Regions from separate parts of the Homo sapiens genome. Here region 2 is linked to region 1. The links are chromatin loops, found by intact Hi-C in ENCODE. Cell type or tissue: GM12878. All regions are shown on one strand. Links, peaks and the distances in the headings refer to the core of each region. The heading gives the core; the rest is flanking DNA.

What was found. Hi-C counts contacts between places; a loop is a spot of excess contacts. Peaks named below come from ENCODE experiments on the same cell type or tissue, not always from the same donor. Only the 100,000 strongest peaks of a DNase experiment are listed, where the experiment ranks them.
Region 2: it touches region 1 in a loop (2.1-fold over the local background); 1 of 110 quality-filtered maps calls a loop at or near these places.

The regions. Positions count from the first base shown.
Region 1 is chrX:148,376,607-148,384,387 of GRCh38, forward strand. No RefSeq gene overlaps it. Among named protein-coding and RNA genes, the nearest start is that of AFF2, 120 kb to the right of the region's middle. RefSeq lists an enhancer at 4,856-4,945. In GM12878, for the core only: a CTCF peak has its summit at 3,718 (motif pointing left); DNase peaks (open chromatin) are centred at 4,245, 4,765 and 5,085; H3K4me3 peaks cover 1,291 bases; H3K27ac peaks cover 990 bases.
Region 2 is chrX:148,045,533-148,053,313 of GRCh38, forward strand. It overlaps the pseudogene FTH1P8. Among named protein-coding and RNA genes, the nearest start is that of FMR1NB, 68 kb to the left of the region's middle. In GM12878, for the core only: a CTCF peak has its summit at 4,099 (motif pointing right); no DNase peak of the experiment used is centred there.

The DNA of each region.
Region 1 (7,781 bases), core at 936-5,935:
AAAACAGAGGAACAGAAAACCAAATACCACATGTTCTCACTTATAAGTGGGAGCTTAATGATGAAAACACATGGACACATAGATGTGAACAACATGCCCTGGGGCCTGTCAAAGAGTGGAGGGTGAGAGGAGGGAAAGGAAAGGAACAATTAACTATTGTGTACTAGGCTTAATACCTGAGTGATGAAATGATATGTATATCAAAGCCCCGTGACATGTGTTTACCTATGTAACAAACTTTCATATGTACCCCCAAACCTAAAATAAAAGTTAAAAAAAAAAAGGCTGGGTGCAGTGGCTCACACCTGTAATCCCAGCCCTTTGGGAGACTGAGGTGGGCGGATCACGAGGTCAGGAGATTGAGACCATCCTGGCTAACACGGTGAAACCCCGTCTCTACTAAAAATACAAAACAAATTACCTGACGTGGTGGCGGGCACCTGTAGTCCCAGCTACTCAGGAGGCTGAGGCAAGAGAATGGTGTGAACCCGGGAGGCAGAGCTTGCAGTGAGCTGAGATTGCGCCACTGCACTCTAGCCTGGGGGATAGAGCAAGACTCTGTCTAAAAAAAAAAAAAAAAAAAAAAAAAAGATATTAAAAGACACACTACAGACCTGTAGAAAATATTTGTGTATTATAAACTTGCTAAGAATTGTATTAAGAATGTATAAAAAACTCATTCAACTCAATAATAATAAAAGTTAAAATCTATTTATTTTATTTTATTATTATTATACTTTAAGTTTTAGGGTACACGTGCACAATGTGCAGGTTAGTTACATATGTATACATGTGCTGTGCTGGTGTGCTGCACCCATTAACTCGTCATTTAGCATTAGGTATATCTCCTAAAGCTATCCCTCCCCCCTCCCCCCACCCCACAACAGTCCCCAGATAGTGATGTTCCCCTTCCTGTGTCCATGTGTTCTCACTGTTCAATTCCCACCTATGAGTGAGAATATGTGGTGTTTGGTTTTTTGTTCTTGCGATAGTTTACTGAGAATGATGATTTCCAATTTCATCCATGTCCCTACAAAGGACATGAACTCATCATTTTTTATGGCTACATAGTATTCCATGGTGTATATGTGCCACATTTTCTTGATCCAGTCTATCATTGTTGGACATTTGGGTTGGTTCCAAGTCTTTGCTATTGTGAATAGTGCCGCAATAAACATACGTGTGCATGTGTCTTTATAGCAGCATGATTTATAGTCCTTTGGGTATATACCCAGTAATGGGATGGCTGGGTCAAATGGTATTTCTAGTTCTAGATCCCTGAGGAATCACCACACTGACTTCTACAAGGGTTGAACTAGTTTACAGTCCCACCAACAGTGTAAAAGTGTTCCTATTTCTCCACATCCTTTCCAGCACCTGTTGTTTCCTGACTTTTTAATGATTGCCATTCTAACTGGTGTCAGATGGTATCTCATTGTGGTTTTGATTTGCATTTCTCTGATGGCCAGGGATGGTGAGCATTTTTTCATGTGTTTTTTGGCTGCATAAATGTCTTCTTTTGAGAAGTGTCTGTTCATGTCCTTCGCCCACTTTTTGATGGGGTTGTTTGTTTTTTTCTTGTAAATTTGTTTGAGTTCATTGTAGATTCTGGATATTAGCCCTTTGTCAGATGAGTAGGTTGCGAAAATTTTCTCCCATTTTGTAGGTTGCCTGTTCACTCTGATGGTAGTTTCTTTTGCCGTGCAGAAGCTCTTTAGTTGAATTAGATCCCATTTGTCAATTTTGTCTTTTGTTGCCATTGCTTTTGGTGTTGTAGACATGAAGTCCTTGCCCACGCCTATGTCCTGAATGGTAATGCCTAAGTTTTCTTCTAGGGTTTTTATGGTTTTAGGTCTAACGTTTAAGTCTTTAATCCATCTTGAATTAATTTTTGTATAAGGTGTAAGGAAGGGATCCAGTTTCAGCTTTCTACATATGGCTAACCAGTTTTCCCAGCACCATTTATTAAATAGGGAATCCTTTCCCCATTGCTTGTTTTTCTCAGGTTTGTCAAAGATCAGATAGTTGTAGACATGCAGCGTTATTTCTGAGGGCTCTGTTCTGTTCCATTGATCTATGTCTCTGTTTTGGTAACAGTATCATGCCGTTTTGGTTACTGTAGCCTTGTAGTATAGTTTGAAGTCAGGTACCACTTCTATTTTTTTTTAAAAAAAGAAAAGGGTACATGTATCCAAACTGTCCTTCCAGCGCCATCTGTTACCTCCCAGAGGGGAAAGTATCTCTGAGCTGGTGGAGAAGTAAAGGAAGGTGCAAGCTTGGAACCTGATCAGAGCCCCATTGGGAATAGCATTGGAGGTTGTTGGGAAGTGGAAGGGGAAGTCCTTCCTGACCCAGCCTAATATGGAGGAGGCTCAGAGTGAGAGGAAGGAGGACCCACCAGGGCAGAAGGACTCATTGCTCCTGCCTTCCCCTGGAGAGGTGTTGAGAAGACAGCATCTACAGGGTCAAAGTCTAAAGCAGAAATTGGCTCCTCTTTCAACTGTTTAAGAGATGCCACACAGACTCTGCAGGAGTCCCGGAGTTTTGGATCCTGGTTTAATTTTATAAAAGCCAGCACATATGGGATCTCAATGCATTTATTAGAAATTTTCTGCAATACAATTTCAATTGTAAATAGTGTTATAACTCAAAGACCCCATTCCTAGGCTGTGTCTCTTTGTCCCCCTGGGGATTCCAAAGCCAAGCAACATTACAGAGAAACATCAGCTTCTTTTTCTTTAGATTATCCAATTCAAATTCATCTCAATTACTCAGGATGCATCCTAGGGAGAAATCTTTTGGTATGCCTGCAGTGTTTTCCGTGGTAGACCTGGTGTCCTATGATTAAGTAGCCTGGTGAGGGATGGAACCCTTGGCTCTGACAAACCCCTCTTCTTCCCACCCAACCCAGACCCTCAGAAACCTGGTGAGAACCAGGCAAGACAAGGAGGACAGAGGGAAGGGAGCTGACTGAGGGAGCTTGAGAGACTCTAGCTCTCAAATTTTCTGGCCACAGCCCTCAAAATCTAATAGGTTGTAGATTTTGCACCAGCTCTAAGTAGAACCTACTGTATATTTACATTCATTGGCACTGACTCTATCAAGAGATAACATGATGGACTAGACAAACCAAAAAAGTAAAGTGGTGATCTGGTCTAGTGAGTAAGGCCTTCTCCCAGGAATTGTGAAGGGTCAGGCTCACATGCAACAAAGACCATCAAAGGAAGTACATTTTCACTTAGACAAATGACAAAACAGATTTCCAGTTTCCAGACCCCATAAAGAAGACAAAAATTGAGGAAAGTACTGAGAAATTTCAAAGTCTGAGACAAAAGGGAACTCCAGGTTGCTGACTACTTTTTAGCCAGCTCACGAACAGGGGACAATTTTTCAGCTCAATACCAGAAAGCTGAGCCAGATTCACTCCAGCTACCCAAACAAAATACCAGATGGGTAAATAGGAATCACTCCCATTGGCCAAACAGAAACTGAAACCAGGGTTCCAAGAGCTGATTAATTAAACACCAGGACTCCTGAAGAGTCAAAACAGACTGAAAAGGAAGAAGGTGAAGGGAAAAAAAGGAAAGCAAAGGGAAGATAGAAGATGAATGAAAGGGAACGGGGACACACTCAGAGTCTGGATCTGATTCACCAAGGCGCTAACACTGAAACAGTGGTCCAGAGTGCCAGCTTTTGTTCATGTCTGGTCAGACACCTCCATCCTCTGGGCAATCTCACTCACTCTCCTGGGACCTAAAAGGAGAGCCTCACCTGGGGTGCCACAAAATGTTACCAGCATCATGGATTCTTGTGATTGCCCAGGATAGAAACCAAAAGAGATAACCAAACATAGCAGCAAAGGAAAGTTTATTCCGCTTGTGCACAGGGGAGTCAGCACCAAGAAGGGAAAAGAAATGGGTTGCTTATCGAGGGTAGTCTGTGAGTTAGGTTTACAGGAGTTTTCTACAGGAAAGTATTACATTCGAGCATGTATAGGAGTAGGAGGGATTTTTCTAGTGCTTGTGCATTGGCTCAACATGCTTTTTCATACATCATATGTAGAATTAGCATTTTACATCTCCACCTCTGGGCATGATTTTTAACATTAAAATAAGGAAGGGGTAACTGTAGTTCGAAGTTTAACTCTAACTGCACATGCAGGGCCCTGGGGAAGTCCCTAGCCCCCGAAGCAGGAATTTGTGGTTAACAGCTTCTTGGGTCTTTTATTACTGATTGGTTGAGAGTTAGGTAAGCTACAGCTTGAGTAAGGAACTTGCATTCTTTTACTCCAGACCATATTAAAACAGGGAACCAACCAGCCTGCCTGTCTCATAGCTAGTTTGCTTTAATCTGTTCCCAGCTTACCTTCCTTTTCTCAGATGAAATGAGACTCATGTTAACCAAAATGCCATCCTACCTTTTGTCTTTTGACTAGACACATTGTAGAGGTTTGGATTTGTTAACCTGGAATGGGAAAGGCTGAGAGGGGAAATGATCCTGGGTATGCTAATGAGCAGAAAGAAAACAAGGATGGCACGGATACCTCTCTCTCCCCCTTCTATGTGTGTCCTCTACCTGTTGTACATTCGTATGAGATAGGTATTAATATAACCTACACTTCGTAGGTGACGAAACAGTCTCAGAGAGTGAAAGGGACTTGACCAAAGTCACAGAGCCAGTGAGTGACAGGGTCAGGGAGAGAAGCCACGTCTGCATGACTCAAAGCTTATGTCTCTAATTACCCTACATACTACCCCGCCGCCTTTGCAAGTTATAAATAGGTCATGCTGGCTTTACTCATTAAGTCCTGGGTTGCTAAAGTGAAAGAAAAACTTCCTTCCCAGTATGCCTTGTACACATCCTGAAACTGAAAGAAAGCACTTTAGAACAAATTAAAGGCAGTTGTCTTCTGTGTCTTAGGGAACAAAAATACTAATTGTATTTTTAACCTCAAATTGTAGAGCCTGAAAAGACTGGCTTGAGAAGGAGCCTAGGTCATTCCCTGGACACCTAGAGGTCTAGAGGGCATAATAGAGGTCCACAAGTTTTTCTCAATGTGAAACAAACAATAATCCTCCCAACCAGACAGAGAATTTACATACGCTCCCTTTCAGACCGGGCAGGCAGACAAAGTCACAAGTGCTTTGACTTTGGGCTAAGGATTCTGTCAGGTCCATCAATCCTTTAACCTCACCTTCACAGCCATGATAGCTAACCCTGACTGAACACTTTCTGTATGCCAGCCACTGTTCCACTTCCTTTACTCCTCATAACAACCCTGAGGTTATGACTAGTATCACCTCTATTTTGCAGAAACTTGAGGGCATCTCATGCTGACAAGAAACTAATTGGGAGTTACCCAATCCTTTCAATTAATTCTTTAAAAGGGAAAATTTATTTAATTACTCCCTCATAAATGCAGGTGGTAAAGAAGGCTATTCAAATAAATAAATGCTGTTTGATATAGCAAAATATTTCAAAATGTGTAGTCCCCAGTGAGGAGAGTTCTTTATAAAGGTGGCCTTGATGATGGGAAGCTTTGGGCTGTCGATTGGCTTAGATCATATAATGAGTGATAATCTTACTGGGCTCTCAGAGAATTCCAGGAAGTCTAATGTAAACCCTAACCTTTGGGGGCCCGTCTCAGGAAGATCAGTGACCATTCTTGCTCAAATTCATCACTAGAGTCTCTGGGCTGGGTCATCGGAATGACCCATTTCATATGTAAAGTCTTTGAACACAAGAAATCAGTCATCTTGTAACACTAAGATAACACAAAAACCCAAAAACATGCAAAAAGGGACACACGTGTATGATAAATCTGTGGCTTGGGCCCCATTTATACTCTAAAATACATCACTCTTGCCTTCTGTTCTACTTATTGTCACTGGCTGCACTTTGCTAGAATGGTCAGATCCATTGGGGGTAAAAATCCCAAGCATAGCAACAGTGTCCAAGCAGAAGCAGCAGTCAAATGTTTTTAACTATCAGAGGGAAGGCCTGTGTACCAATAATCAACTCAGAAGCCAAATCAAAGTGGGTTCCACTGTAGCAGAAATGATGTGGAGTAGAACTAGCAAGGAAGGGCAAGCAGTCCCCATCTTTTAGAATTTTGCACCAGATCCATGGAAATCTCAGTCCAGCAAAATGCATCTCAGCCAGCTAGAAGAAAACCGCTGGCTGAAAGTTTAGTGGCAGAAAATGTGACCTGATTTTCTTCAGAAATAACAATGATGGTCATTGAGTGATAACTAACTACACCCCAGATACTATTCTAAGTGTATGTTATCTCATTTGATTTTCTAGAGGGATACACAGCAACCCCATTTTGCATGGAGGGCAAAAACCTCTTCTGTGTACCTCACTGGAATATGTGTTTTCAGGAAGATAGGGAAAACATGGATGGCCTGCACCTTGACAAATGTAATTGCCATGTAAATCTTATGTGCTTACTTTTCCTAATACCAGGGAGTGGTTACCTGGAGCCCTGGTGTCTTTGGAAGGACCAGATACCCCATAGCTTTTCTGCAGAAGCAGGTGAGTCAGGGGCACTTGCATACTCCTGTGAAACTCGATTCCTATGGCAACAAACAGAAACAGAAGCAGCTCCCATGCTGTGCAAAAGAACAATGGGAAGACAGCAAACTAGAAAGGGAAAATCAGACAAGATATGGAATTGCAAGAATTGTCGGTTAAGCTCAGCTTGAGTGGCTAATGCTGATACCCAATAAACTGCTGATGTTGATAATGTACTGTCTCTCTCAGTGATAGGGAGTGTTTACATTGCATGAGAGAGAGCTCTTGCCTTGTTGAAGCATGTGTTTGTGACACCATTTAACAGTCAAATAATATACTCCTTCCTGACAAGGGGCTTTTCAGTGCTCTCACATCTGGGCACTGAGAAGGAGCTTTCCAATTAATCCCAGAAACTTCCACCCATAGAAAGAGGCTGCAAGGAGGACGAGTCACTCAAGCTGAAATGGCCTGTACAGAGTATTTGGTCCAGCTCTTCATGCTTCCAGTAGGGAAACAGACCCAAGAGGTGGCCAACTGAAGGTCCTTAGATGTAAATACCAAGACCTGCACTAGAACCTGCACAAGACCTGACTCTTTTGCCCAGTGAGTCATCCCATATTTGGAATTTGAAATGTCTGCTTCAATACACTGCTATGTATTACCGTTACTTTCATTGAAATACCCTGATATTGGCAAATAAGCCCAAGGCAAGAATTTACTTGCTGATTATTTTTGCAAATCTTCAGTTCAAAGCCAATTATTTGGCCTCCTTCATTCCAAAGCAATAAGGAACAAGGCCCTCTACACCTCCGTTTTCCCATGCAATAATTTAAAAAATTAGGTGATAGTCAGTAGCTTGCTCTTTTCTCTTAGTTCTAGTCATTATTACTTAGAGTCACATTGTAAATAGTTAATACTGATTTTCAGTATGTTTTAAGAGAATAAGTGGTATCTATTGTAAGACAACATTTTTTCTTTCTTTCTTTTTTTTTTTTTTTTGAGATGGAATCTCGCTCTGTCACCGAGGCTGGAGTGCAGTGGCGTGATCTCGGCTCACTGAAACCTCTGCCTCCCAAGTTCAAGCGATTCTCCTGCCTCAGCCTCCTGAGTAGCTGGGATTATAAGTGTGTGCCACCACACCTGGCTGATTTTTGTATTTTTAGTACAGACGGGGTTTCACCATGTTGGCCAGGCTGGCCTTGAACTCCTAACCTAAGGTGATCCACCCGCCTTGGCCTCCCAAAGTGCTGGGATACAGGCATGAG
Region 2 (7,781 bases), core at 1,175-6,174, 330 kb before region 1:
AGAAATATCTTATGGTTTTTAGTGTAAAGACCTTACACATCTTTTTAAAGATTTATTTCTAGGTATTTGCCTATTTTTGGAAGATATTGTAGTTTTAAAAATTTGTACTTACTCTCATGATCTAGATAAATGAAATTGATTTTTATATTTTGAACTCATACCAACCTCCTTAAAACAGCTATTAATTCAAAACTTTTGTAGATACTTTTGGATTTTTTTCACTTCTAATCCTTATACCTTTCCCTCCTTTCTTCCTTGACTTATTATGCTGATTAGGATCTCTAGTATGACATCAAATAGAAGTGTTGCTAACAGATATCTTATCTTGTTCCTGATCTCAGGGGAAATTTTTAAGATAATTTAACAATAATTATGATGTTTGCTGTAGGATTTTTGTAGCTGCTATTTTTTCAGATTGAGGAAGTTCCCTTGTCTTCTAAGTTTGCTAAGAGGCTTTCTTTTTTTTTTTTCAAATCACAACTGAAAGTAGAATTTTATTAAATATCTTTTCTGCATCTAGTGAGGTGATCATATGATTTTCTGTCCTTTTTTCCTGTTAATATAGTAAATTATAAGTTAAATGAATTAATTTTCCATAAGCTTCATGTGGTTGTGATATATTAGCATTGTTAAATATCACTAAGTTAGATTTACACACACACACACACACACATTATTAATGTGATTTTTATTTCTTGGAATGTCCTTTACAAGTTTTGGTTTTGGTGGCTTCATAAAACAAGATGAGAAGTGTTCCATGTTTTCTCTCTCTTTTTTTTTTTTTGGAAGTATTCGTGTAAGATTAATGTTATTTACTCTCCAAGTGTTGGAAACACTTTGTCAGTGAAGCCATTTAAGCCTGGAGTTTTACTTTGTGGTGAGGTTTTTAATAACAGGTTTCAGTTCTTTCATAGATCTAGGACTATTTATTTTTGTTTCAATTTTATTGAGTTGTGTTTCTTAAAGAATTTGTCCACTTTCTCTAAGGCTGCTTCTACCCTAACTCCCTTGCTCTTCTTTTCTTAGGTCCCCCAACTACACTTATATTAGTCTTTCCCACTATTATATATATATATATCTTACAACCTTTTCAGCAATATCAATGCTTTTTACTTCTACACTTCATTCTAGATACTATCTAGTGCACTAATTCCATTTTCAACTTTGCCCAATCTGCTGTTAAATCCATCTGTTGAGCTCTTAATTTTAGCTATTTTATTTCCTGTTCCAGACTTCCATTTGGCTTTTTATTGTAGATTCCAATTCTGTGGAACCTGTTCATCACAATTATTTTAAAGTCTTGGTCTGATAACTCCAATATTACCTGTTTCTGTTTCTAGCCTCTCTCTTTTTCTCTTGCTCCTATTTATTTGTATGTCAGTAATTTTTACTGAATAGATCAAGAACGTGAAGGATTAGACCCTCCTCCTCCCTGCCTATTTCTGACCCAAGAGATGAGGCCTAAACTGAGATTGAAGAGAAGATTTGAATTCAGAATGAGATTGAAGTTTTGATTTAAACTCTGAAAAGCTTTAATACCTGAAAAGAAGATTGTTTTAAAAAATGAAAGTGCTTATGTTTCTCTTATTGTTTCTTCAGAGTTTAAAAGAATACAACTCTTTGTCATATAAAAAATGGTTTTGACTGAATGCCCAACATTGTGTATGAAACATATAGAGACTCCAGATCATGTTATCTTCCTTCAGAGGATATTGCCTTTTCCTCTGTCAGGCAGCAGAGAATTAGATAAATGTAATTCAACTTGGGGCTTTGCTAACTGAAAGCTAATTTGCGGTCTTTGTATGTCCCAGTTTGCTTCTGGTTTACTCCCACTTCTAGGGCGTAGCTCTCTAGGAGTTCCAACTAAGAATCAGGGTTGTTTGTTGGAACTCCTCCTACTTATAAGGTCATGAACTCCAATTTTTCACCCTCGAACATTGTGAGCCTGCTTGCTTGCTCTACTTTGTTGATGCTTTCTGATTGGCTTCTTACCCTAATTTTCTGCACAGTTTAAACTGTAAATGCCTCTAGAAGAACACTGGTTCCAAGCGCTAGGTTCTATTCTCTGTCCCTTCTATCTCTCTGAGAGCTTGGTCTCTCAACACCTAGCTGCATTGTCCACTGAACACTTTTAATCTCCCCAGCCCCAAGAGGTGACCTAAAACTGCTCTGCTAAATTCTTTATCTCATTCTCCATGCCAAAAACATCAAGGAGGAAAATAAGTGTCCATGAAGTAAGCTCACCTTAATGAGCTCCCTTCTTTCTGGATCTAGTTTCTCAAGTCCTGGCTACCTTAGTAGCCTTCTTATTTCTTCTCAAAAAATGTTTATAAAAACCTGCCTTTTCTACTTTTTCTTGTTAAAATATTCATCTCTACTACAAGCTACTCAATCATAGAAGACCTCTGAACTCATGATTAAAATACGTGCATGCGTGTGTGTGTGTGTGTGTGTGTGTGTGAGTGTGTGTGTATGTATTTCTATCTCTGTTCATTGATTGACTGGATATAGGAGTAATGACCCTGTAGTAGCATACATACCTAACACCAAGATATTTGTTTCTATGCATCATTTCTTACTTAAACTAATCAGGTTTCTTTGGAGAAACTACTGATTTCAGTGAAAGTACAAGCACAATGTGAGCCTAGATATAGATATCTTGCTATACCAGTGATATGGTTTGGCTATGTCCCCACCCAAATCTCATCTTGAATTGTAGCTCCCATAATCCCCACATGTTGTGAGAGGGACCCAGTGGGAGGCAAATGAATCATGGAGAAGGGTTTTTTTTCCCTGCTGTTCTCATGGTAGTGAATAAGACTTACAAGATCTGATGGTTGTATAAAGGGCGGTTCTCCTGCACATGCTCTCTTGCCTGCTGCCATGTAAGACATACCTTTGCTCCTCCTTTGCCTTCCACCATGATTGTGAGGCCACACCAGCCATGTGGCACTTGAGTCCATTAAACCTCTTTTTTCTTTATAAATTACCCAGTCTCGGGTATTTCTTCATATCAGTATGAAAATGGATTAATACAACCAGAAAGTAAGAAAGTGATCAGAGAATGATGGGGACATTTCATAAGGACACAGGAAGCAACTTGAAGGGACACCCACTGGCCAAGTCTGGGATAATTTAAACATAAAAAAAATTTGGTAATAGTTTATAGTACATTGAGTTAAGAAAAAAAAATCCATAAATTCATGGTAATATTCAAAGTAAAATAAAAGGAGAGGAGAAAAAAGAATTCCCAGTGTGTTTTTTTTAAAACAGAAGAATGCCAGCTACTAAATGTAGAAGGAATAAAATAATTAGAAAAGCAATACTTTTTAACACCCAAAGTAATAATTGGCTCAGGTAAGGATCATCAGAGGATGCTAATATGACTGGGTAAAATGTTGAAAATAAGTCTCAAAATATCACTCTACAGACTACTTTTAAAGAGAAAAAATGTGCTTTCTCAATGGAAAAGTCTGGTGGTCATCACTTTAACCAAGTGGTCAAGCTTGGCAATGCCAATAGTGGTTTTGCTTGATGATGTGCCTTCAGTATGATCAAGAGGAAGGTACACAACGTCATTTATGTGATGTTCTTGCTGGAAATGTTTGATCTAACTATCATAGCGAGGAAAGAGGCAATTCTAGAATGTGAGGTATGATGGAGGACATCCTACCTGGACTCTTTAAAGAGACACTCAAATGCTCTGAGTGAATCTTGAGTGGATCTTGGATTGGAAAAACAGAAGCTATAAAGGATATTTTGGAGGATAATCGAAGGAATTTTAGTGAAGACTGGATGCTGGATGATATTGAATTCATGGTGACTTTCTTAGGTGTGTTGGTATTGTGGTTATAGGAATCAGTTTATTCTTGGAAAATACATCCTGAAATATTTTGCAGTGAAGTGTCATGATGAAAGCAACCTACTTTTGTATGATTTGGAAAAAAAGGATGTGTGGGTATGGGTGTGTATTTAGATAAATAGAGTGGATGTATCCAGATGTTAACAGTTGGCAAACATAGGTGAGAGGTATGCAGGTCTTGAAAATTAGAAGAAAAAACTCTTGTAGCGTTTTATTTTTTCAACGAAAATCCACAAGATGGCAGTAGAGGAACACCCTCAGAATGGGTTTCTTGGGGGCCTCTTATAAGGTGACATTTTCTGATTTGAAAAGCAGGATGAGAGATCCAACAAAGGATTGTTTTGGCTTTGTGAATACATTTACATGTAATGTTATACAAAGGTATGAAGACAAAATGCCGTTTGGTTGTATCATTCTATGAATTGCTTTCATCGAAATAAATACCATTTTGTTAAATTTGGTCCATAAACTCCTGAAATGTGTCCAAAATGTTATGTGTATGAGCATTCTCCTTTTATGATGAGAATATCTACAGTTTCTACTATGTCTCAAAGGGGTCAATTATTGCTCCCCAAACTTAGAAGCTTGAGGGGTTCAAGAAAGTGGCACTAGATCAATGCCTTAATCACATCAGAACTGGTAGTAGTTTAAGCCATTTCTCTTTAATATGTGCTTTGAAAGTGAGTTTAGTGAAGTGCTCTGGCAGTGCTTATTTGTTAAATGGATTGATGTAGGAACTAGTGGATGTGGATGGATAGGAGTCAGAAGACCTGGGTGTGAATGTAGCACTTATGCCATCCTCTTCCCCAACATCTTTCCCCAAACACACACACCAAGTTAAAACTGTAGCCAGCAAGATGTTTGTGGTCACATAAAACAATTCTCCCCCAAACAAAATCAGTTGTTTGCCTGTATTTCATTTTTTTACTCCCCAAACAGAAACAGCTTATTGGTCAGTGGAGATGCCTGCAATATAAAATTTTCTCTTTATAAACATTTGTGAAAAGAGTTCATATTTTTAGGGCAACATGAGCCAAGCTTGTAATTGCGGGAAGCTTCTAGTCTTCTGTGAGTGTCAGCTTGCCTCTTGTTCCCACCTTCAACCCCTGCCACCCCAAGAGTTTTGGTTTGGATCAGGACTAGGTTTCTATAAACTGCAACGTGAGCTGCTAGGTGATCACAGTAAGAGCCAAGCCACATAATGCTCTTCTTTCGATTCATTGGGCAGATAGTTGTCTTAGAAACTTACATGATGACTTGATTGTAAAATAAAATCCCTGTTGAGCAACTTGATCTGGCTATTTGGGTGGAATGGATTTTTTTAAAAGTGTAAACTAAGGGAAAATAAAATACTCATTTAAAATGTGTTGGCAGCGTGTAGTTGGCTTAAAATGTCATTTACTGAGTTGTTACCATTTTTGCTCTCTCAATTTTATTAGTATTAAAAATTCATTATTGAGGGACCATGAGCTACATGCAATTAGTAATGTGACTGAAAGTGAGAGACTAAATAGTAAGATGGTCATGTCTTTAGAAATAAACTTTTAACTTCTCTTTACTGCATTCCCCATGGAAATACCATGTTGTGCCATGTTGTTCCTTAAAAGAGCTTACGTTCAGTAGAGAACTGGTGAAATAAATAATGACACATTCATATATTGAGATTGTATGTAACTGTTGAAAATAATGACATAGATTCATATATATTGACATGGAAAGATATCCAAGCTGAACTGTAGGAGAAACAGAGCAAGTTGCAGAGCTATATGTAAAGCAGAATACTATTTTGGAGTATACATTTGCTATTATATGTTCAGAAAATAAGATATGGGAGATCATATAAAAATTTGCTTAAAGCGATTTATTTATGTTGTGGGGAAAGGAGTAGTATTGTAGTACAAGGGAACTTATGTTTTGTGTTTCATATGTTTTTCTGTTGTCTGGATTTTTAAAAATGAGAATGTAGTCTGAATAAATAATGATATAAAGGGAGTGTATGTTGGCACTATCCTTTGAGACCTTCATGTGCTAAATATAATTGTGCAGTATGATCAGTTCTGTCATTCATCTTGAATAGACAACAGCTAAAGAGAGCCAGCTGGTTAACTTATAAGTTATATCCCTTCCACATTCAAAGATGTTTACAATATTAATAGACTGAAATGAAACAATAAAAAACAAATGTATAAACTAAAAAAGACAAATTATTTAGAACGAATGAGATAACTCTTTAGAAGGAATGAGATAACAGGACCTGGAATATGGAATGACTTCTCTACAGAATATAGCAAAAAGTTTACCTCTGAGCTTTCTGGTATCCAAGGGGAAAAGGAAAATATGTTGGCTCTATATATTTCTTCCAAAGTAAGAATGCTACAAAGAAATTAATCATACGGCATCACATATGTGACACTGACATATTGGACAATGTTTTAAAAACAATTTTGCTTATAATTTATTTCACTGATTTATTTTACATATATGAAATAGAAAAATGATATTCCAAAGAATTATGCCTCTCAAATTTTGGAGGAAATTATTTTTTAGAAATAAAAAATTAAATTCAAATTGCACAAATAAAAGATAAGTTTAAGCTCTGCTTAAAAGTAAATTTCAGAGACGTTCTTCGCCGAGAGTCGTCGAGGTTTCCTGCTTCAACTGTGCTTGGACGGAACCCGGCGCTCGTCCCCCACCCCGGCCGGCCACCCATAGCCAGCCCTCCGTCACCTTTTCACCGCGCCCTCGGACTGCCCCAAGGTCCCCGCCGCCGCTCCAGGGCCGCGCAGCCACCGCCGCCGCCTCTCCTTAGTCGCCGCCTTGACGACCGCGTCCACCTCGCAGGTGCGCCAGAACTACCACCAGGACTCAGAGGCGGCCATCAACCGCCAGATCAACCTGGAGCTCTACGCCTCCTACGTTTACCTGTCCATGTCTTACTACTTTGACCACGATGATGTGGCTTTGAAGAACTTTGCCAAATACTTTCTTCACCAATCTCATGAGGAGAGGGAACATGCTGAGGAACTGATGAAGCTGCAGAACCAATGAGGTGGCCGAATCTTCCTTCAGGATATCAAGAAACCAGACTGTGATGACTGGGAGCGGGCTGAATGAGATGGAGTGTGCATTACATTTGGAAAAAAATGTGAATCAGTCACCACTGGAACTGCACAAACTGGCCACTGACAAAAATGACCCCCATTTGTGTGACTTCATTGAGACACATTACCTGAATGAGCAGGTGAAAGCCATCAAAGAATTGGGTGACCACGTGACCAACTTGCACAAGATGGGAGCGCCCGAATCTGGCTTGGCGGAATATCTCTTCGACAAGCACACCCCGGGGAGACAGTGACAATGAAAGGTAAGCCTCAGGCTAATTTCCCCATAGCCGTGGGTTGACTTCCCTGGTCACCAAGGCAGTGCATGCATGTTGGGGTTTCCTTTACCTTTTCTATAAATTGTACCAAAACATCCACTTAAGTTCTTTGATTTGTACCATTCCTGCAAATAAAGAAATTTGGTACCCCCCCCCAAAAAAAAGTAAATTTCAATAGAAGATTGTTGTTTTCCTTGAATAAGAAGCTGAAATTGTGGAGTGAAGTTTTTATTTGGTTTAATTTTTATGGGGGTTTTTATTTTTTAATTTTTATTTTAGATTCAGGGGGTACGTATGCAAGTTTGTTAACTGAGTATATTGTGTGATGCCGAGGTTTGGAGTATATGAATGATCCCATCACCCAAGTACTGAGCATAATACCCAACAGTTTTTCAACCTATCCCCTCCCTCCTCCCTCCCTCCCTCCCTGCCTCTTCTAGTAGTTCCTAGTTTCTATTGTTGCTATCTTTAGGACAATGGTTTTTTAATTATATTTTTAGAAAAGACACAGAGACCTTTGATTGAATATTTTCACTATCT